Regions from separate parts of the Homo sapiens genome. Here region 2 is linked to region 1. Evidence: chromatin loops called from intact Hi-C (ENCODE). Cell type or tissue: chondrocyte. All regions are shown on one strand. Each heading gives the region's core, and the rest is flanking DNA. Links, peaks and the distances in the headings are about the cores only.

What was found. Peaks named below come from ENCODE experiments on the same cell type or tissue, not always from the same donor. Only the 100,000 strongest peaks of a DNase experiment are listed, where the experiment ranks them.
Region 2: it touches region 1 in a loop (2.0-fold over the local background); 2 of 110 quality-filtered maps call a loop at or near these places.

The regions. Positions count from the first base shown.
Region 1 is chr7:19,101,687-19,112,655 of GRCh38, reverse strand. LOC124901597 (a long non-coding RNA gene) reads right to left here and starts at 5,728. Exons shown (of 3, transcript XR_007060241.1): 1 at 5,656-5,728; 2 at 1-1,104. In chondrocyte, for the core only: a CTCF peak has its summit at 4,645; a DNase peak (open chromatin) is centred at 6,205.
Region 2 is chr7:19,027,233-19,038,201 of GRCh38, reverse strand. No RefSeq gene overlaps it. Among named protein-coding and RNA genes, the nearest start is that of TWIST1, 85 kb to the left of the region's middle. In chondrocyte, for the core only: no CTCF peak of the experiment used is centred there; no DNase peak of the experiment used is centred there.

The DNA.
Region 1 (10,969 bases), core at 929-8,928:
CGGGAGAGGGGCACGGGCACGGTCTCCCCTGCGTGGGTGGCGGGCCCGGCTCGCGCGGTGGGGAGAATGACGATGTCCGTATCTCCTTCGGTTTGCGTGGAAGGCCCCCAGCCCCGCGTCTGGCCGCTGCTAGGAGGCGGCGGTGCCAAGTGTCAGCGGTAGCAAGGGGAGCAATAGCAACAGATTCAGGCAAAGGCCCAACCTCGAATTTCCGGAGACAGGCCCACATTAGCGACAGACAGGGGTCGGGCGGGGATCCCCGGGGGCCACTTTTGCAGAATTTTCCGCTTATATGTCGTAAAGAGTGCGCCGCCCCCAGCACCAGTGAAAGTGGAAGGAAAGTGCACTGGCAAAGTGGAAGGAGAAATCGGTTTCTTCATATTTTCTCAAAGCCGGCAATCCCACTATTTCTCAGAAACCTTCCAACTCTTTGAGAGCCCACGAATGTGCAAATAGGAGGATTATTAACTATCTTTATTTACTGGACAGCAAAGGATAGACCCAGTTTAAATTAAAAAAAAAAAAAAAACGACATGGGATACATTTTCCATTTTCCCCTCGCTTTTGTCTCAAGGCCTAAGGACGTGAGCCCACTTAATGTTCTTAGCAAATCAAAGCACGTGTCCTTTGAAGAAGGTGTGTAATTGGAGTTTAAGGCATGTATGGAATTCCCAGATGTCTATAAAGTAAGAAGGAGCATGTGGCAGGTCACTGGAAGGTGGAGCAGGTTAAAATCACTGGCACAGAGGAGCCCCCTTTAGATTCTCCTTCTTTGTAAGGACCAACGAGATAAGCCTTCTGAAAGGTTGGGATGGGATCATGATGAATATTCAGCTTCTGGAATCAGAGTCATAGTAACCATGGTAAAAAGCACATGGTCAGAAAACCTCAAAGAAAACACTCAATTATAGCCGGGATTTTGTGGGCGCCCTGCAACGAGATCGTTTGGGGTTTGCTGCAGGGAGAGCCTGCAACAGCCTCCTTTCTTGTTTACGTGGACTCTTTTCTTTTCCTTCTATTTTTTTTTTCTCTCACCCGCTCTCAAGTTTGTGGATGTGTCCTCCTCCTTCGTGCGATTTAGGCTGAAGTCAGAGGAACAAAATTCTAGATTAGGAAAAGAAAAAACAACTCTAAAAGCATTCATTCCAGAAGGCAGCCTTCTTGGGGGAGGGGAGATTTCCAGCAAGTGAAATTAAGTTTCTGTAAAACATGAAGTTTGCGTATCTACCAGAGAGGGAAATCTCACGAAATGACTACCACCAAAATCAGCTGCTCTTTTATTTCACTTTATTGAGGAATATATAGATGTATAAGGGACTATCGAACCTAAGTGTGAGTTTGTATGGAGTAGTCGGCAGTTTTCCTTTTGGTTTGGTTTTGGTCTGAAGACAGAATCGAAATATGACTTTTTTTCTGGGGTTCAAAATGCTACCCTCATTTACCTGCACAGTCAGGCCTGAAGTGGGAGACTAAGGATCGGGAGTCTCTCAAAGAACCTGGCCACGGCAAAGGTTGGCACTGGGAGGGGGTGATATTGTGGGAAGCTGGAACTGGGGCCAGCGACATGGGGGTGGGAGGTGGGAGGACTGGAACAAAGTGCACCCCCACAGAGGCCACCACTGAGGCAGGCGGGAGAGAGAAAGGGATGCCTTGGGGGGTGATGTGAGTGTGACAAGTGAAAAGTTAAGCAGGTACCTGAAGGAAGTTTATCTTGCCCAGATGTTAGGGCTTTTATGAAATGTCACGTGAAAGGAACAGACGTACAACTTGCAAATGGGGACACGCCTGTAAATACAAGGAAGGCAAATGCTTGGAGAGAAATCCAGGCATAAATCATCAACCTCCTTTTCTAGATATCTATTTTCTTCTTTAAACATTTGCTTTCAGAAAGGGAAGACACATCTCAAGTTGTTAAGTGCATCTTCCAGAAGTCACAATTCCATCTCCTGCCCAAAATGCGCATCCCCTAGGTTCCTTTGGAGAGTTAGGGTGAGAGATGAATTTCACCATCCCCCTCCTGTTTTCCTTCTTCACATTCCCCACTTCCCACATTGCTCTCTGGACTTCTCAAAGACGTTTGATCCTGAAAAACATATCGGATCTCGGTTTGGAAAAGCTGAAACTAATCAATTGCCTTTTTGAAGGGGTAGAGAGTGATAAGAAGAGCGAAGGAATGCCAGGCCTGACAGATTCTAAACCTCCAAGATGCTTGGATGGGCTGAAAGATGAGCGGGTGATCCCTTACTCATGGGGCCAGGACCCAGCACTCTGAAATCCCCGAGCCCATGCGGAAGGGCTTTTACCAAGATACATGATCAGTTTGATTGAAAAGGATTTTTAAAAATGACTTGTAAACAGAGGAAGCATTTTTTTTATGCAAGAAGAAAGCTTGTAAACAAAATTAAAACGAATTAGCAGTTCGCCAGATGTGGAAGAGAGTCCAATTACTTTCTCCATGTTGAATAGGAATGTTCTTAGAGGTTACTGTGAATGCTAACATGTGGCTCAGGCCAGGGTCTTGGCATACAATAAGGTTTTAAATATTTGTTACCCATATATTAAGACGATATATTCAATGAACTGTGCTGTGGCTCTTCTTTTAGATGCAACACTATCCCTAAATCTCTGTTAAATTGACATTATATCTGGCTTATGTTATTATATAGCCACCCATATAGCTCTCTACTTTAAACAAAATTTAAAAGTCAGGGTATTTTCTTCCACAATATTAAATCCAATTTTACTGTGAGGGTTTATCTTATTCCTTTTTGGGCTTCCTACAGGCATAATCAGAAATGAAATATAGTCAGTGATCATATTAGCTTTAAGGATTGACAATTTTTAAAATTTCCAGACCAGATAAACAGGCTCTTTCTCTCTATAGCATTTAATCTCAATACCCATCCAGTCATTCCTAGCCTTGATTTATTGTTACCTTTGGGTGCATATCATATTATTTGGTTGTAGCTCACAGAGGTCCTGGTCACTGAGGAGCATCAGATCCTGCCTCTCTAGGTTTTCCCGTCCTTGTAGAAATACTCGGTCAAACCCCAACACCCAGATTTGGCTGTGCGAAGCTCTCCTTTGGGACTGCTATGCCTCCATTTTCTAAACATAGTACTGGACAAAAACAGCCCACATTTCTCTTCTTTTGTTCCTGAAACTTAACACCAATCAAAGAATTGTTACTATTATTGAAAGCAAACTTGAAGCAGAAACCATCTTCCTACCACAAATTTAGCAATGACAAACAAGTCCTTCAGAGAGGTCTGTGGATGCACCCCTAATGGAGTCAGCACTCCATTCCTGGGGAAGAATCCTGACATCCAGAGCAATATTTACAAAGTGTTCTTATAAATCTCGTTTGCACATTATGATGGAGGAAATTTCTATTAGCTTCTTGCTAAGGTTGCCTTTTGCCTCATTCCGCCACTGACTTCTCTCCCTACCCTTCATCAACGCACACCTTTTGAAACTTCTAACTTTGTAACCTAGAGACTCCCTTCTTCCTCTTCCTTCTCTCCCCGCCGTACTACGTGAAACTTAAAACACATCTCATAGATCAGTTTTCCTTCTCTGATGTTAGGCACAGTCCACGACCCGGATTTTCAAATAGCCCAGGCTGGAGTCTGCAACATTTAATCCAATCAGCTATTAAATGTCCTCTGGCTAAATCAAGAGTATAAGAAAGAATCCATAGCGGGATAATGATACCAAGAGCAGTTTGGTGGAGGGAAAGGAGGCTAGGAGGGGGCAGATAACTCCAGGGATCCTTTGATTGGAAAAATCCTGTTTTTAGAACTCCTGTCAGAGTAACAACAAAGCAAAGAAACATGAAAGAACAACTCTTTGTTCCAGGATATGGTTTTAATGAAATACTACTAACACACACACACACACACACACACACACACACACACACACACCCCTACTATTAATAACCGCTTCAGAGACTCCGCTTTCCTTTACCTATTAGGGACTAGGAGGCTCTGTAACGTGATCCTCTCCCCTCTCCCCCTTTCCAGCTGCCTCCTTCCCTCCCCAATTAAGCCAAAGTGGTTGTTCTGATGAGCCCCGGCCCGCACAGAACCGCAGGCTGAGGCTTCCCCCGGTGTACTGGCTCCCTACCCCAGCACGAGCCTTTTCTGGGCAGAGCCAGGCCCATGGGACTTGGCTGTGAGGACCTCATCTTCTAGTTTCCGAAGGCAGGCAACCCCCACCTTAAGAGCAAGCTCTTCTGGTCTCCGGCTAGGGGCCTTCTTAAGACCCTAACAAATGTGGCATCAGGAGGATGGCGTGCCCAAAGTATGCCTGCCTTGGCTTCCTACTGACCCTGCTCTGCGCTTTTTTGTTGACTTAACCACCCAGAGGGATTGCAACTAAGACAGCAAACGGGGTTGGGGGTAGGGAAGGAGAACGAAGAAGCAGGGGGTGGGGACCGCCAGAGAAAAAGCAACAGCATTTGGGAAGGGGGGGAGCAACCTTTTAGGCAGCGGGGACCAGGCATTTTAGCAGCCGCATCTGTCATCTGTAGCAGTGGACAGATAAAACCGTCCCTGATCAAAGAGATTCGTTCATAAATCACCCGTAAGAAATGGATTGTGAGGAATAAAAGACACGTGTCGAATAATCTCGACCCTGGAGTCTGCTCGCCGCCAGCGCGGTTCCCAGCGCCCCCTCTTTCCATAAACGCGCTGCGAGCGAGCTCGTGTCCCAGCTGGGAATGTCTGTGGGGGAAGGACTCTTCTTTCCGATCCTCTCTGCCCCCCATTCCTGCCATTCCCCGGCCTCGGTTTCAGAAGCCGACTGGGCCAATCCCTGTTCGGGATTTCAGGAGATTTCAATACAATCGGTTGATTCTGAGTTGACCAAGGAAAGAGCAGGAGGGAAGTTGGCGTGTTTTCTGAGGCGACAAAGTTGCTCTCTTGGGATCGAGGATATCTGCCCTCCAGGTCCCCTCTTAATGTTCTCGTCGCCCTAACGATCTTTCCTCCGAGAGGACTCGGACATTTACAAAGAGTTGCTGTGCAAACGTAACGCAGGCGGGAGAGTTCAGCGAGAGCTAAAATTGGCTGGGCGGGAGTTTTCTGTTCCGGGTTTTGCAAGTTTCGAAGGAACAGCGGTTTGCAATCAGGTTTCCGTCCTGGAGTAATATCTAAGGAGCGACTGTTGTTCTCTACACGAGGACCTAGTGGATTCTCTTTCCCCGCCTTCCACCTCCTAAGCCCCAGACTCTCGCACCTGCTTCTCCTGGTCGAAAAAAAAACAGGCAAAGGCGAAGGTCCCGTCCCGTGTGCTAAAAGCCCCGGCCAGCTGTTCCGAGGACTCCAGAAAAGCGTATTGGGTTTAGAAGCGCTGTAGCCTGTCTCCAAGAAGGTAGTTGACAATGCTAAGAAAAATTTTGAGATTTGTATAGGAAATTTACAGCGAAAAGTGCCCCTTACCCCTTACTTTACTCTCAGTTTTGGCATCCTCCAGATAAGTAGGATTTTGCATATAATAGGTGTTTATGGTTCCAGGAACTGCACTTTGATCTAGGATTTTGGGGGTGGAGTGTCTAAAGGGTCTCTAGACGCTTGTCTGATTTGAATGCTTTTCAGGATGATTTATGGCAAAAGGCTCATTTCTGACACTTCCAGATGTCAAAGCTCTTACCTTCCAAGAAGGGATGAGGGAAACTTGCTTCCCATAGCCATGAGGATGGGAGCCCGCGCGCCTAATACGCCTGCCTGCCGGTCTTCCTAAACTGACCCTGCCTACGGGCGTCCATCTGGAGCCGCTGATAACCTTTCCCCGCCTTCCAGCTCAGGAGAGGGGAGGGACTTGCTTTTTATGACGGCAAAGCTACAGAGGGAAACTAAGTCACTCGCCTGCAAAACGAGGTTTTTTCTGTAACTTTATTTTGTGCAGTTAACCACCTGCTCCCTGCCCCGTTGGTGGTTTGGCTTTAATGCGATTTGACCCCCAGATGTGAAGCTGGGCAGAATAAACCCTCCGTTGGGTCCCTGGTGGTGTCAGCCTCCGGCCTCAACCTCTAGCCGCCGAGGAACGGATCGCAATCCTGGTTCCCGCGGGGCGGAGACCCGCGCAGCGTTCAGAAGCTGCCGGGGACTCAGGGGGAGGGGGCGATGTCTTTCCGAAAGCTCCCTGCAGGCTCAGGACCGCGAGGTGAGGCCAGGAAAAATAACCCTCGCGACTCAATTACTGCGAGCTCCACCGTGAAGCTGAAAAGCTGAAATGTGCGCCGCGGCAGGGGGGCAGGTCAGACAGGGCGGACGCTCGGGCGATTTTAGGGGACCCATAGGGCCAGCTGAGCTGAGAACGCGCTGAAGGCAGTTGTCAACCTGAAGCTAAAGGTGGGGCAGACCCTCAGTAGCTGCCGCGGACGCGTTTCTCAAAGGAAACGGGGTTTTCCAGTTCTTTCTCCTCCTTTGAAATGTAATAGATTGGGAACGGGGAATGGGGGGATTTTGTTTTCTTTTTTCTTTCTCAAAGTGAAGGCAAATTAAGGAAGGAATTGGCTGCGGAGACTTGGAGAGCAGCTGTTAGGAGGGTCTAGTCCAGGGCATTGCTTATACAGGAAGGTGTACCCCGGAGTGATATTCTGGTTATTTGCTTAGAATCCTATAAGACAGGAAATCTGTAATATTTGGGGAACAGTATCTGACTGTTTCAGTCTTTTCTGATGAGGTTACAGACTCCCTTCTCTTTTCAAGTCCTGTAGATGTTAGTAACTTGAAGGTCAGCCGTTTGCCTTCCCAGTTGAAAAATAAGTGCGATTTCCCAGGTGAAATAAATTAATTAATTCGAGACCCTTTAAACAAATTTATTTTCCAATGCACAAGTTTTCCTCATTCTTTATAATGTTACAAAACAAGGAACCAGATCAGAGCTTATTGGTGTGTGTAGAACCGATCCTGATTTGATAAGCTTAATCATATGACAAAGGTCTACTAATTATTCCCTCCTCTCTCTCAAAAGACACCCAGAAAGGTTTTTGAAAGTCTCTGCCTTTTTCCTAAAGTTTGATTACTACTTCAAAAGACTCAGGTCACCTCTTGCCTTTTCTGTATGTACATCTTCAAGAGCATAAAAATATTAAATAAAAAAAACTTTCCCAACTTCAAACCTATCAAATGTTTAACAGCTGAAGGATATCATCTTTAGGAGGCAGGCCAAAATGTCAATAAAAAATTTAATTGTTTCTGAAACATATGTGAGCACTTACAAGACCCAAAATGTGATACTAAGTATTGATATTAAGAGGAAACCTTACAATATACTTTCATATTTGCTGGTCAAGACCTTATACCCCCAAAATGTTCCAGAAACCACAGAAATTTTTATTCTTCCTGACAGGGTTTCTAAAACTAGCTTGAGCAACAGGTTGGTGGCCAAAGGGGTCACCTGTATTTTGTGTAAGGAGAAATTAGTGTTGAACTTCTATATCTTTGTCACTTGTTTTCTGTATAAAACTGTGATATCTGTAGTAGCAAATAATATTTCATTGTGGAATGGGGAGATGGTATACATTGGTGTGGCCATTTTTGTTAACAGCAAACACCGACTGCCTTCCAAAATGTTTCTTCCAAGTATTCTTCCTGACCTATTGGGAAGTGACACTGGTAGTGTTATTTCCATAGTTGGCTGTGACAAACAAGAATGATATGTGACCTAAAATGAACTCCAAAATATAGGTAGAGTCTTCTGGTAGCCACTTCTTCTATTCATAAGCTACAGTTTCGTTTTTACATGTAGCTTCCAGAAGACGTTTGATTTTATAAATATGCCACTCAAACTTCAACTGTTGAATTTCAGGTTAGTTGGCCGGTCAGGTCAGGTACTGCTTTGGGACCGTTCTTCTGATAAACTCTGACAACCGGTTTGACTTTATTGTCGTTATTTCCGATTTTCACTGAGGTTGTCTTCACAAGGCTTTCAGAAGTTGCTTTGGCTGCCTCTTTCTCCCTCCTAAGACAAGTGGTTTCCAATGCCAACTTTCACCTGATGGTGATTTCCATACCTTCTTTGTTTGGTTATTAATAGGCCTCCAACATTGGAATAAAATTTCTATTTCTCCTAGTGTTTAGATTCATTTAATTTAACTATTTAATTTACATGAAGGACTCGAAGCCCAATATGTTTGAGACATTTGCCCAAGAATAATTTGGCCTAGTCTAGCATTCTTTTCTCTACTTGGAACCATGATTTTTGTACTTTAAGTACGATAGTAAAATCTAAAATTGGCCTGGGTACCAGAACTACTCATTTTCTTCAGCTGAACAAGGATTCCCCAAGGCTCAGTATCATTTTCTTTTACTGCAAAGTTTTAGATAAACAAAGCAGATAACAAGAACACGACTGTCTCTTAAATAATGAGACTGGACACTACTCTATGTATAGACTTAACACCTGGTAAGTTGTAAAGGCCAAGTTATAGGAATAAGAATTACTATTTGGCTATTATATCATTTTGCTTCCTGACTGAAAATAAGTGTCTTTATTTAAATTAAAAATTCTAATAGTAGTATTTTGAATACATGTAACTTTCTAAATACTTCTGATTTCATTTTGATTTTTACCATTTCTGATACAAAGCCTTGCTTGTGGAAAAATGCCCTGAGACCGTTATTTTTGCCTTTTATAAGGATAATTACCACTAACAATACTCATATGAATTCAAGACTGATGGAAAAGGAAAGATAATTTTTTTTTTTTTTTTTTTTTTTTTTTTTTTTTTGAGACGGAGTCTCGCTCTGTCGTCCAGGCTGGAGTGCAGTGGCGCGATCTCGGCTCACTGCAAGCTCTGCCTCCCGGGTTCACGCCATTCTCCTGCCTCAGCGTCCCTAATAGCTGGGACTACAGGCGCCCGCCACCACACCTGGCTAATTTTTTGTATTTTTAGTAGAGATGGGGTTTCACCGTGTTAGCCAGGATGGTCTTGATCTCCTGACCTCGTGATCTGCCCACCTCGGCCTCCCAAAGTGCTGGGATTACAGGCGTGAGCCACCGTGCCCGGCCGGAAAGATAATTTAACTAGCCTGTGCAGAACTGTTTGTTGGTCAGAAAAACCAGGAGTGCAGTTTGCCCCATGGAGTGATTACAGATGAGGCAGAACCAAAGGAGAGTGATCATGAGTGGTTTTTCCTACTCTGTGCAGATGATCCCAGAGGTCTTTTCAATCTGTGATCTGTGGTGCCATTCTTATATCTGACATGCTCTCCTAGTGGGTTTTCATGAGTTATTGATGTAAAGAACAACCTGTAACCAGAGTGTAGGTAGCACAATTCATAAATATAACAACCTACGTAAAAAGTATGTGGACTTACACAAACGTACAGCCACAGGTGACTCTCATTTATTCCTGTAAATCATGTACTCAGTTATCTGGCTGTACAAATAGAGTTAAAATTGTAGATCAGCAAGAAGTAATGTCGAAATGTTCATTCTTCCTCAAGCACTTTTCTTCAAGTGACAGGCTGCATGGCTGGCCACTATGACACTGCCTTCAGTTGAACAAATGAAAGATTATTCAGTCAGCAAACATTTCTTGGAGTTCTGATTACGATCTAAGGACTATGCATAAGTGACCATGTTATGCTCATGACAGTGAAGGAAGAAGCCTCTAATCGCAGAAGCATGGTCTCACTTGTGTATGTTTAGCTACATGTGCACTGGAGGTCCTTGCGGTGGCTACCACACCCCAGTTTTCTTTGATATTTTGAGGTGGTGCAGAAAATTAGAGACCCCTTACCTGTGGGAGAATAGGAGTGGAGAGGGAAAATAAGTTCCTCTGCATTAAGCATTCTGAGAGTATAAACTTTAGAACAGAACTAATGGAAGTGAGCCCAAGAACTTTCTCTTTTGCATTTGCTATTTTATCTTTTCATCAATCTGTAGGAAAAATTAAGTGATTAGTAGTCACTTATTAGACTATATGTTTTTGGTATACAGATGCCTGTCCAGCTTAGTGATGTGTAATTCTAACACTTTGCTTTGTGCCTGGCACATGACATTTTTGTTAATTTGAACTAAATATACTAATTATCAACATTATACCAATAGGAAAACCTGGGCAGAAATGACTGAAAAATGACAATACTGACAGTCCCATTCTATCATGGGCAGGGGGGCGGGGTAGGAGGATTAATACTCTTATCTTTCATTTTTAGAATAAAAGCCCAGGTAAGCAAAAAGATGTTCAAAAACATTTATTGAAACATTATGATTCAGACACTTATTTTAAATGTTTTAAATTTAAAATAGCTGTGGAGCCCATAGTTGCTATTTGCTTATATGAGCTCCCTGTCTAAATAGTAAAGGGAGCCCTTTTTTTCAGGGCTTATATCTTATTGTGCAGAGTGGGACTTATTTCAGGCCCCTTTGCACTGTGGACCAAGTGCCCTTGTTCAGTGACCATCCCTCACAACCATATGTGGCAGCCATAGTATTCTGAAAGTAATAAGTATTAAGTCTAATAAGAAATTTGGCTAGCATATTAGTGTGTTGTAATGTCTGTGAAATCAACTCCATTTGTTTCGTGTGAGAGCTCCACATATACTGTCCACATGTGATTCTTGTCCAAACTGGAGCAGCCTGTCCAGAAGGGTCTGTCTTTTCTCCTGATTCGGCCAATTAGGGCTCTATTTTCATATATTCCTGTGCAATAAACAGCTCCACATTGTTCTTTCACCTTCTAAAACAGCATAATCACTGATGATTAAACAGTACATGCCAATCAGTATCTGCTGAGAAACTGAAACTTCAAGTTACTTTTTTACTGCACATATCCACACATTATTCCAAACCCAAGAGTGGTGGTTTAGAGACTCAAATGTAATTGATTGTGAATTGAAAAGAGGCATTCTAAAAAGATTTTACCATTTGTGTGATTAGTATGAATGGAGAAAGTTGCTTCTCCACCCCCATTCTTCTCCTGCCTTCCCCTTCACTCCAGGGATGCGGTGAA
Region 2 (10,969 bases), core at 1,740-9,739, 75 kb after region 1:
ACAGACTGGCAAATCGGTTAAAGAGTCAAGACCCGTAAGTGTGCTGTATTCAGGAGACCCAGCTCACATGCAGAGACACACAAAGGCTCAAAATAAAGGGATGGAGGAAGATCTACCAAGCAAATGGAAAGCAAAAAAAGCAGGGGTTGCAATCTTAGTCTCTGATAAAACATACTTTAAACCAACAAAGATCAAAAGAGACAAAGAACACCATTACATAATGGTAAAGGAATCAATACAAAAAGAAGAACTAACTATCCTAAATATATATGCACCCAATACAGGAGCACCCAGATTCATAAAGCAAGTCCTTAGAGACCTACAAAGAAACTTACACTCCCACACAATAATAATGGGAGACTTTAACACCCCACTGTCAATATTACACAGATCAACGAGACAGGAGGTTAACAAGGATATCCAGGATTTGAACTCCGCTCTGCACCAAGCTGACCTAATGGAAATCTACAGAACTCTCCGCCCCAAATCAACAGAATATACATTCTTCTCAGCACCACATCACACTTTATTCTCAAGTTGACCACGTAGTTGGAAGTAAAGCACTCCTCAGCAAATGTAAAAGAACAGAAATCACAACAAACAGTCTCTCAGATCACAGTGCAATCAAATTAGAACTCAGGATTAAGAAATTCTCTCAAAACCACACAACTACATGGAAATTGAACAACCTGCTCCTGAATGACCAGTGAGTAAATAATGAAATGAAGGCAGAAATAAAGATGCTTTTTGAAACCAATGAGAAAAAAGATACAATGTACCAGAATCTCTGGGACACAGTTGAAGCAGTGTGTAGAGGGCAATTTATACCACTAAATGCCCACAAGAGAAAGCAGGAAAGATCTAAAATCGACATCCTAACATCACAACGAAAAGAACTAGAGAAGCAAGAGCAAACAAATTCAAAAGCTAGCAGAAGGCAAGAAATAACTAAGATAAGAGTAGAACTGAAGGAGATAGAGACAGAAAAAACCCTTCAAAAAATCAATGAATCCAGGAGCTGGTTTTTTGAAAAGATCAACAAAATTGATAGACCGCTAGCAAGACTAATAAAGAAGAAAAGAGAGAAGAATCAAATAGACGCAATAAAAAATGATATAGGGGATATCACCACCGATCCCAGAGAAATACAAACTACCATCACAGAGTACTATTAACACCTCTCTGCAAATAAACTAGAAAACCTAGAAGAAATGGATAAATTCCTGGACACAAACACCCCCCAAGAGTAAACCTGGAAGATGCTGAATCTCTGAGTAGACCAATAACAGTCTCTGAAATTGAGGCAATAATTAATAACCTACCAACCAAAAAAAGTCCATGACCACACAGATTCACAGTGGATTTCTACTGCAGGTACAAAGAGGAGCTGGTACCATTCCTTCTGAAACTATTCCAATCAGTAGAAAAAGGGGCAATCCTCCCTAACTCATTTTATGAGGCCAGCATCATCCTGATACCAAAGCCTGGCAGAGACACAACAAAAAAAAAGAATTTTAGACCAATATCCCTGATGAACATCAATGCGAAAATCCTCAATAAAATACTGGCACACCGAATCCAGCAGCACATCAAAAAGCTTATCCACCATGATCAAGTGGGCTTCATCCCTGGGATGTAAGGCTGGTTCAACATATGCAAATCAATAAATGTAATCCATCACGTAAACAGAACCAACGACAAAAACCACATGATTATCTCAATAGATGCAGAAAAGGCCTTTGACAAAATTCAACAACCCTTCATGCTAAAAACTCTCAATAAACTAGGTATTGATGGAATGTATCTCAAAATAATAAGAGCTATTTATGACAAACCCACAGCCAAGATCATACTGAATGGGCAAAAACTGGAAGCATTCCCTTTCAAAACTGGCACGAAACAGGGATGCCCTTTCTCATCACTCCTATTCAACATTGTGTTGGAACTTCTGGCCAGGGCAAGCAGGCAAGAGAAAGAAATAAAGGGTATTTGATTAGGAAAAGAAGAAGTCAAATTGTCCCTGTTTGCAGATGACATGATTGTATATTTAGAAAACCCCAAAATCTCCTTAAGCTGATAAGCAACTTCAGCAGTCTCAGGATACAAAATCAATGTGCAAAAATCATAAGCGTTCTTATAGAGCAATAACAGAGAAACAGAGAGCCAAATCATGAATGTGCTCCCATTCACAATTACGATAAAGAAAATAAAATACCTAGGAATCCAACTTACAAGGAATTTGAAGGACCTCTTCAAGGAGAACTACAAACCACTGCTCGATGAAATAAAAGAGGACACAAACAAATGGAAGAATATTCTATGCTCATAGATAGGAAGAATCAATCTTGTGAAAATGGCCATACTGCCCAAGGTAATTTATAGATTCAGTGCCATCGCCATCAAGTTACCAATGACTTTCTTCACAGTATTGGAAAAAACGTCTTTAAAGTTCATATGGAGCCAAAAAAGAGCCCACATTGCCAAGACATTCCTAAGCAAAAAGAACAAAGCTGGAGGCATCATGCTACCTGACTTCAAACTATACTACAAGGCTACAGTAATCAAAACAGCATGGTACTGGTACCAAAATAGATATATAGACCAATGGAACAGAACAGAGGCCTAAGAAATAACACCACACATCTACAACCATCTGATATTTGATAAACCTGACAAAAACAAGAAATGGAGAAAGCATTCCCTATTTAATAAATGATGCTGGGAAAACTGGCTAGCCATATGTAGAAAGCTCAAACTGGATCCCTTCCTTACACCTTATACAAAAATTAATTCAAGATGGATTAAAGACTTACATGTTAGACCTAAAACCATAAAAACCCTAGAAGAAAACCTAGGCAATATCATTGAGGACTAGGCATGGGCAAAGACTTCATGACCAAAACTCCAAAAGCAATGGCAACAAAAGCCAAAATAGACAAATGGGTCTAGTTAATCTAAAGAGCTTCTGCACAGCAAAAGAAACTACCATCAGAGTGGCAGGCAACCTATGGAATGGGAGAAAATTTTTGCAATCTACTCATCTGACAAAGGGCTAATATCCAGAATCTACAAAGAACTTAAACAAATTTACAGGAAAAAAACAAACAATCCCATCAAAAAGTGGACAAAGGATTTGAAAAGACACTTCTCTAAAGAAGACATTTATGCAGCCAAGAGACACATGAAAAAATGCTCATCATCACTGGCCATCAGAGAAATGCAAATCAAAACCACAATGAGATACCATCTCACACCAGTTAGAATGGCAATCATTAAAAAGTCAGGAAACAACAGATGCCGGAGAGGATGTGGAGAAATAGGAATGTTTTTACACTGTTGGTGGCAGTGTAAATTAGTTCAACCATTTTGTAGAAGACAGTGTGGGGATTCCTCAAGGATCTAGAACTAGGAATACCATTTGACGCAGCCATCCCATTACTGGGTATATACCCAAAGGGTTATAAATCATGCTACTATAAAGACACATGCACACGTATGTTTACTGGGGCACCATTCACAATAGCAAAGACTTGGAGCCAACCCAAATGTCCATCAATGATAGACTGGATAAAGAAAATGTGGCACATATACACCATGGAATACTATGCAGCCATCAAAATGATGAGTTCAAGTCTTTTTCAGGGAAATGGATGCGGCTGGAAACCATCATTCTCAGCAAACTATCACAAGGACGGAAAACCAAACACTGCGTGTTCTCACTCATAGGTGGGAATTGAACAATAAGAACACATGGACACAGGGTGGGGAACATCACACACTGGTGCCTGCAGCGGGGTTGTGGGGAGTGCTGGGGGTATGGGGGAGGGATAGCATTAGGAGAAATACCTAATGTAAATGACGAGTTGATGGTTGCAGCAAACCAACATGGCACATGTATACCTATGTAACAAACCTGCACGTTGTGCACATGTACCCTAGAACTTAAAGTATAATAAAAAAGAAAAAAAAGGAAAATGTAAGTCAGATCATGTCACTCCTCTACTCAGTACATTTCAGTGGATTCTTTTTCACTCAGGGTGAAAATGAAAGCCTTTGCAAAGTCCTAAAAGGTCCTTCAGAATCTGATTGCTTCTCCTATTCCCCATCGCTTCTTGCCCTGGGCTGACCTATCTGCTGCTCCTCAAACCTTCCAGGTACTGCCTTTGCTCTAACTGCTGCCTCTGGAAGGGTCTTCCCCCAGATGTTTGTTTGGCTAACACCTTCCATTTCTTAAAGTCTGTGCTCAAATTTTGTGCTGAGCCCCCTTTTTACCAATAAGAACCAATTGTTAAATATTCAAGAATTTTGTAAGCTATTTTTCAAACCTTTGGTAGCTTGAAATTAACCAGAGCGGAAGTATTTACACCACAGGAAATAAGGCATACCCTGAAAATTTCATTTAAAATTGTGATTTTTCACATTCTGCCTCTTTAACTCAATTTTTTCTGATTCCAGTCTACTTTTTCTTTCTCTAATAGCACATGCCATCTAATAACTTACTGTTTAATGTGCTTATTTATTGCCTTTATTATTTATTGACTATCTGCAAGCTCTAGAGTTCAAGGTTAACTAGGGTAAGGTTTTTGTTTAGTTTACTGATGTAACTGAAGATACAATATCTAACACATGGTAAGGACTCAATAAATATGTATTTATTGAAAAATAAAATAAAAGGTGGTTTTATTTTTTATTGTACTTTAAGTTCTGTGATACATGTGCAGAACATGCAGGTTTGTTACATAGGTATACATGTGCCATGGTGGTTTGCTGCACCCATCAACCTGTCATCTCTGTTTTAAGCCCTGCATGCATTAGCTATTTGTTATAATGCTATCCCTCCCCTTGCCCCCGACCCCTCGACAGGCCCCAGTGTGTGATGTTCCCCTCTCTGTGTCCATGTGTTCTCATTGTTCAACTCACACTTTTGAGTGAGAACATGTGGTGTTTGGTTTTCTGTTCCTGGGTTAGTTTGCATAGAATGATGGTTTGCAGCTTCATCCATGTCGCTGCAAAGGAAATGAACTCATCCTTTTTGATGGCTGCATACTATTCTATGGTGTATACGTGCCACATTTCCTTTATCCAATCTATCATTGATAGGCATTTGGTTTGGTTCCAAGTCTTTGCTATTGTGAATAGTGCCACAATAAACATACGTGTTTATTGTTATAATCCTTTGAATATATACACCCAGTAATGGGATTGCTGGGTCAAATGGTATTTCTAGTTCTAGATCCTTGAGGAATTGCCAAACTCTCTTCCACATGGTTGAACTAATTTACACTCCCATCAACAGTATAAATGTGTTTCTATTTCTCCACATCCTCTCCAGCATCTGTTGTTTTCTGACTTTTTAATGATTGCCATTCTAACTGGCATGAGATGGTATTTCATTGTGGTTTTGATTTGTATTTCTCTAATGAAAAGTGATGATGAGTTTTTTTCATGTGTCTGTTGGCTGCATAAATGTCTTCTTTAGAGAAGTGTCTGTTCATATCCTTTGCCCACTTTTTGATGGGGTTGTTGGTTTTTTTCTTGTAAATTTGAACAAGGTGTTTTATCTTCCTGTGAGATAGGAACAAGTAAAACTTATAAGTAACTTTCAGTATTTTTATATCAATCACTTTAACTTGTTCTTTGAATTGACTAATAATAGACTAAATGGCAAAGCAGGGGCAGTGACTTTTCAAATTTCAAATAATTTTCTCTGAATGACAAAACAAGTTATCTTTAGTAAGAAATGTTTACCAATTGAATGTATATGAAAGCAGCTGAGAAATGTTAGAGATGGCTTCATAAAGGAGATATTTTGAATAAAATTTGATGGATATTTTCCATTCTTGCCCAAATGCTAGACAGCCTACATAACTTAAATTTCTTTTAAGTGCTTATTCCACAAACAGAATAATACACCCAGTTCATAAAGCAATGATGCATGGTGAAGTTAATTTTTGATAGCTATATGTTATTTTTATATTTACTTTTCAATTAAGGAAATTGACTTTCAATTGTTAGAAAGCAGTTAGCTACCCTGTCTTTGACCATTCCAAAATTGTAGAGAATATTAGAGTTGAAATAAAGTAAATTATTTCATATTTATATTTTTTTTTCATTGCTAAGATTTCCATAAGCAAAGATTGGACTAAATTTAGTGTTAACTACCAACAATTTCACTTCGTGGCTACTGAAAGGAAAATGAGTGTGTGTATACACATGTGTACACACACATATCTGGAAATCACATACTTCATTTTAACAATCTCTTTTTTGAAATTATATGTTTAATTTATTGACTGCCCAAAACATTCACCTTCAATTTGCCTGGGTATTACCACTTAACATAGGATTTAGGCTGGGCGTGGTGGCTCACGCCTATATTGCCAGCACTTTGGGAGGCTGAGGTGGGTGGATCACCTGAGGTCAGGCATTTGAGACCAGCTTGGCTCACATGGCGAAACCCCATCTCTACTAAAAATAGAAAATTAGCCAGGCGTGGTGGTGCACACCTGTAATCCTAGCTACTCAGGAGGCTGAGGCAGAAGAATCGCTTGAACCTGGAAGGTGGAGGTTGCAGTGAGCCGAGATCATGCCACTGCACTCCAGCCTGGGCAACAGAGAGAAACGCTCTCTCTCAAAAAAAAAAAAAAAAAAAAAAAAAAAAAAAAAAAAAGTACGATTTAATTGACTTCTGACTCTCAATATTCCCAACAGGTAAGTTAGCTTTCAAATGACTTCAGCATGTAAACATGATAAAAATATTTGAAATTTAATGAGATGGCAAAATTCACACACGCTAAAAAAAGCGGACCAGAAACCTCCATATTTATTCAACTGTTTATTGATCAGATGTTATTAAGATATCTTATATACTAGTGGAAGTGTCTTCTCTTTGCAATGTGCTTTTAAATATTGCCTTATTGGTTTCTCTTGTACTTGCTAGCAAAAGTGTAAAGTCATTTTCATGCTGTGATTCGAGAAATGTCAAAGCATTAAATTATAGCCACTTAAAATAATTACATTTCTCTAGCTACAAATGATAAAATAAACATCTGAAGTTTGGTGCATGTGCTTTGCTTGTGTTGACACACTAGTATCTTCTCCAAGGTGTGGAAACCAATAACAGTTTGGAAATTTTAAGCATAATATTAATATTTTCCATTATAGGAAACAATAGTTTATATAAACCAAAAGTTTTACACAAAAGTAAATCAAATGGGAAGAAGCTCTTTTAAAAAGACAAATCTCTACAAATGAACCTTATACTTATTTCCAGTCACTTTAAAATTCAGTGAAATACTAGAGGCCTTTTAGGAATCTTAAATATGCTTCCCAGAAAGGTTTCACTTTCTTAACTTTTCTAAATATAGAGAAGCTCCCCCAGATTGTTATTTCCTTGGCTTATTACAGTTACTATAGAGAAATATTACAGATTAATAAAGTAAATCCTGGAGTGTAGAAGGATTTATACAAATTAGATTGCACATGAGAAATAAATTTGAAAATGTTTTTGTGATAAAGATACTAAAGCTGTGAACGCTCCTATAAATCTAACATTTACATTTTATAATGATTATGGGACCTCACTTCAATAAGTCTCATGCTTACAGAATTCTAACACTCCAAGTTCTTTTTCAAATTACTCACAGTCATTTCTGCCAATGTTACCATGGACTCATTTCAAAATTCTAGGTATTTATTGCTCTAAAGTGTGTCATAAAATGTTAAATCAACCTGCTAGCCTGAGGTCTACAAGATATTTTATGACTTAAACAGATACCACACGGTTGCTTGAAGTCATTGCCCTGGCCTTTCTTTCCTCTGAATCCAAAGGCATTGAGTCTAGCACAAGGCAGTCTAGGTGACAGAGAGCTTGCTGGTACCCAGTAGTTGGGTCAGCAAAGGTGGTTTGGGAGTTTGTGATTTTTAGTGTGATAAATATATCAACAAAAATTGTCCAGCAACTGCACATATTGTAGGTCATGTTTTAAAGCTTTTATCATTTAAAATCATATTCTGCTGCAGATCAATGAAAACCTATCATGGATGAAAAATTAAGGGTTATTTTTCCTTTTTTTCCCACCTCATAACATGAATGTTGATGATAGGCTGCCCAGGGCTGATGCAGGTGCTCAACCATAGTGTCAGAGACCCAAGATCTTTTTGCATCCTTTGTACACTGCCATGCTTAGTATATTGTCTTTCACTCTCATCCTTGTCATTTCTTAGTCACAGCATGGCTGATGTAGCAACAAGCATTATATCTGCATTCCAGGCAAGAAGAAAGAAAAAGAAGCAAAGATCTACATGGGCCATATCTTTTCTTTTTTTTTTTAATTGAGAATGTAATGCCTTTCTAGAAGCTCACTCCAGAAGACTTTCTGTTATATCTTTTGGGTTAAAAGTAACTCACATGACCACTTCCAGACCAATAATTGACCAAAGACAATTAGATAACTACAATGGTTTATACCAATGGAGCTTTGCTTCCTAGCCTATGGTGAGAACTGAAAGTCTCTGAAATCAAGGTACTGTAGGCACCACCTGAATAATATCTAGCAGCAGGGAAAGGTTATTGAATGTTGTGTAGGCAATGAAGAGATATTTTCATATACACCATTCTGCCTCATTCCTCTTCTCTTTTTTTTTTTTTTTTTGACAGTGCTGGCAATTTTATTTAAAATCTGATCAATTTCTTTTTTTATTTTATTATTATTATACTTTAAGTTTTAGGGTCCATGTGCACAATGTGCATGTTAGTTACATATGTATACATGTGCCATGCTGGTGTGCTGCGCGCATTAACTCGTCATTTAGCATTAGATATATCTCCTAAAGCTATCCCTCCCCCCTCCCCCCACCCCACAACAGTCCCCAGAGTGTGATGTTCCCCTTCCTGTGTCCCTGTGTTCTCATTGTTCAATTCCCATCTATGAGTGACAACATGTGGTGTTTGGTTTTTTGTCCTTGGATAGTTTACTGAGAATGATGATTTCCAATTTCATCCATGTCCCTACAAAGGACACGAACTCATCCTTTTTTATGGCTGCATAGTATTCCATGGTGTATATGTGCCATATTTTCTTAATACAGTCTATCATTGTTGGACATTTGAGTTGGTTCCAAGTCTTTCCTATTGTGAATAGTGCCGCAGTAAACATACGTGTGCATGTGTCTTTATAGCAGCATGATTTATAATCCTTTGGGTATATACCCAGTAATGGGATTGCTGGGTCAAATGGTATTTCTAGTTCTAGATCCCTGAGGAATCGCCACACTGACTTCCACAATGGTTGAACTAGTTTACAGTCCCACCAACAGTGTAAAAGTGTTCCTATTTCTCCACATCCTCTCCAGCACCTGTTGTTTCCTGACTTTTTAATGATTGCCATTCTAACTGTTGTGAGATGGTATCTCATTGTGGTTTTGATTTGCATTTCTCTGATGGCCAGTGATGGTGAGCATTTTTTCATGTGTTCTTTGGCTACATAAATGTCTTCTTCAGAGAAGTGTCTGTTCATGTCCTTCGCCCACTTTTTGATGGGGTTGTTTGTTTTTTTCTTGTAAATTTGTTTGAGTTCATTGTAGATTCTGGATATTAGCCCTTTGTCAGATAAGTAGGTTGCGAAAATTTTCTCCCATTTTGTAAGTTGCCTGTTCACTCTGATGGTAGTTTCTTTTGCTGTGCAGAAGCTCTTTAGTTTAATTAGATCCCGTTTGTCAATTTTGGCTTTTGTTGCCATTGCTTTTGGTGTTTTAGACATGAAGTCCTTGCCCATACCTATGTCCTGAATGGTAATGCCTAGGTTTTCTTCCAGGGTTTTTATGGTTTTAGGTCTAACGTTTAAGTCTTTAATCCACCTTGAATTAATTTAATTCTTAGCTTTAGCAAATAGCACACAAAGCCAAAGTATAAAGTACAGCAGCAATTGTCTGGCAACATGCTTTGACTTTCACCTTCATTTGCTACCTAGTTTTTAGGTATAAATGGTTATAAATGACATCCAGACTTCTTAATATGCTGATTTGTAAGTTAGCCTTAGTCCCATGATATAAGTGAAGGATAATATTCAAGACTTGGCTTTGATTCTTAGTTTTGGCACTTACAAGCTATGGGACTATTTGAGGGATGTTAACTAAAGTTCAATATTCTAATTTGTAAAATAGGAGTACTATCAGTTATTGTGGGGATATATGCCACAGTGTGGTTGTACAGATTACAAAGTTGAATTGCTTAGCATGGAGCGTGATATTTTCCAAGTGTTCAATAAATGTTTGCAGTTAGGATTGTTCATTGTCATTACTATTCCTATGCCCAGGGCTTATTGAACCACTAAAAATGACCTCCACTTATATTTATTGTGTAGTATATAAGGTGGGAGGTGGGGGAGAATCCACAGTGTGTCCAGTGCAGAAATTCTAGCCTCAGGATAATAACTAAACTTTCAGCATATATATATAATAGTTTGTATAAACTATATGTATGTGTGTGTGTATATATATATATATATATATATATATATACCCTATTTTAATACCCTATTTACCCTATTATTCACATATCATGTGATTACAAACCTTAGAATCAAAGGAACACTTCTTTCTCCAAAACTGGGGACCTCACAGGAATCAAGACTGTTCCAGGAATTTTTAGAATTCAAGAGAGAAGTGGGTTCTGCTTGGATACTTCATCAAGGCCATTGCAATGTAATTTCATTTAAACTTTTAATGTTAAGCCAAACTTCTACAAATAAATAAGTTTATATCAGATTCTGAGCTATTGTCTATTTTAATATTTTAAATTAATTGTCCAATTTTAATAATAGTTTTAGACATCCATGTTTACATAGAGCAGATCTCACCCTCTGTTCATTAAAACAAGTCACTTATTAGATTCATTTTTAACTTTACTTTGCAAAAGTTAGCACTGTTGACCCTGTCATAAAATCAAATGGCATAAAGTGACAATAGA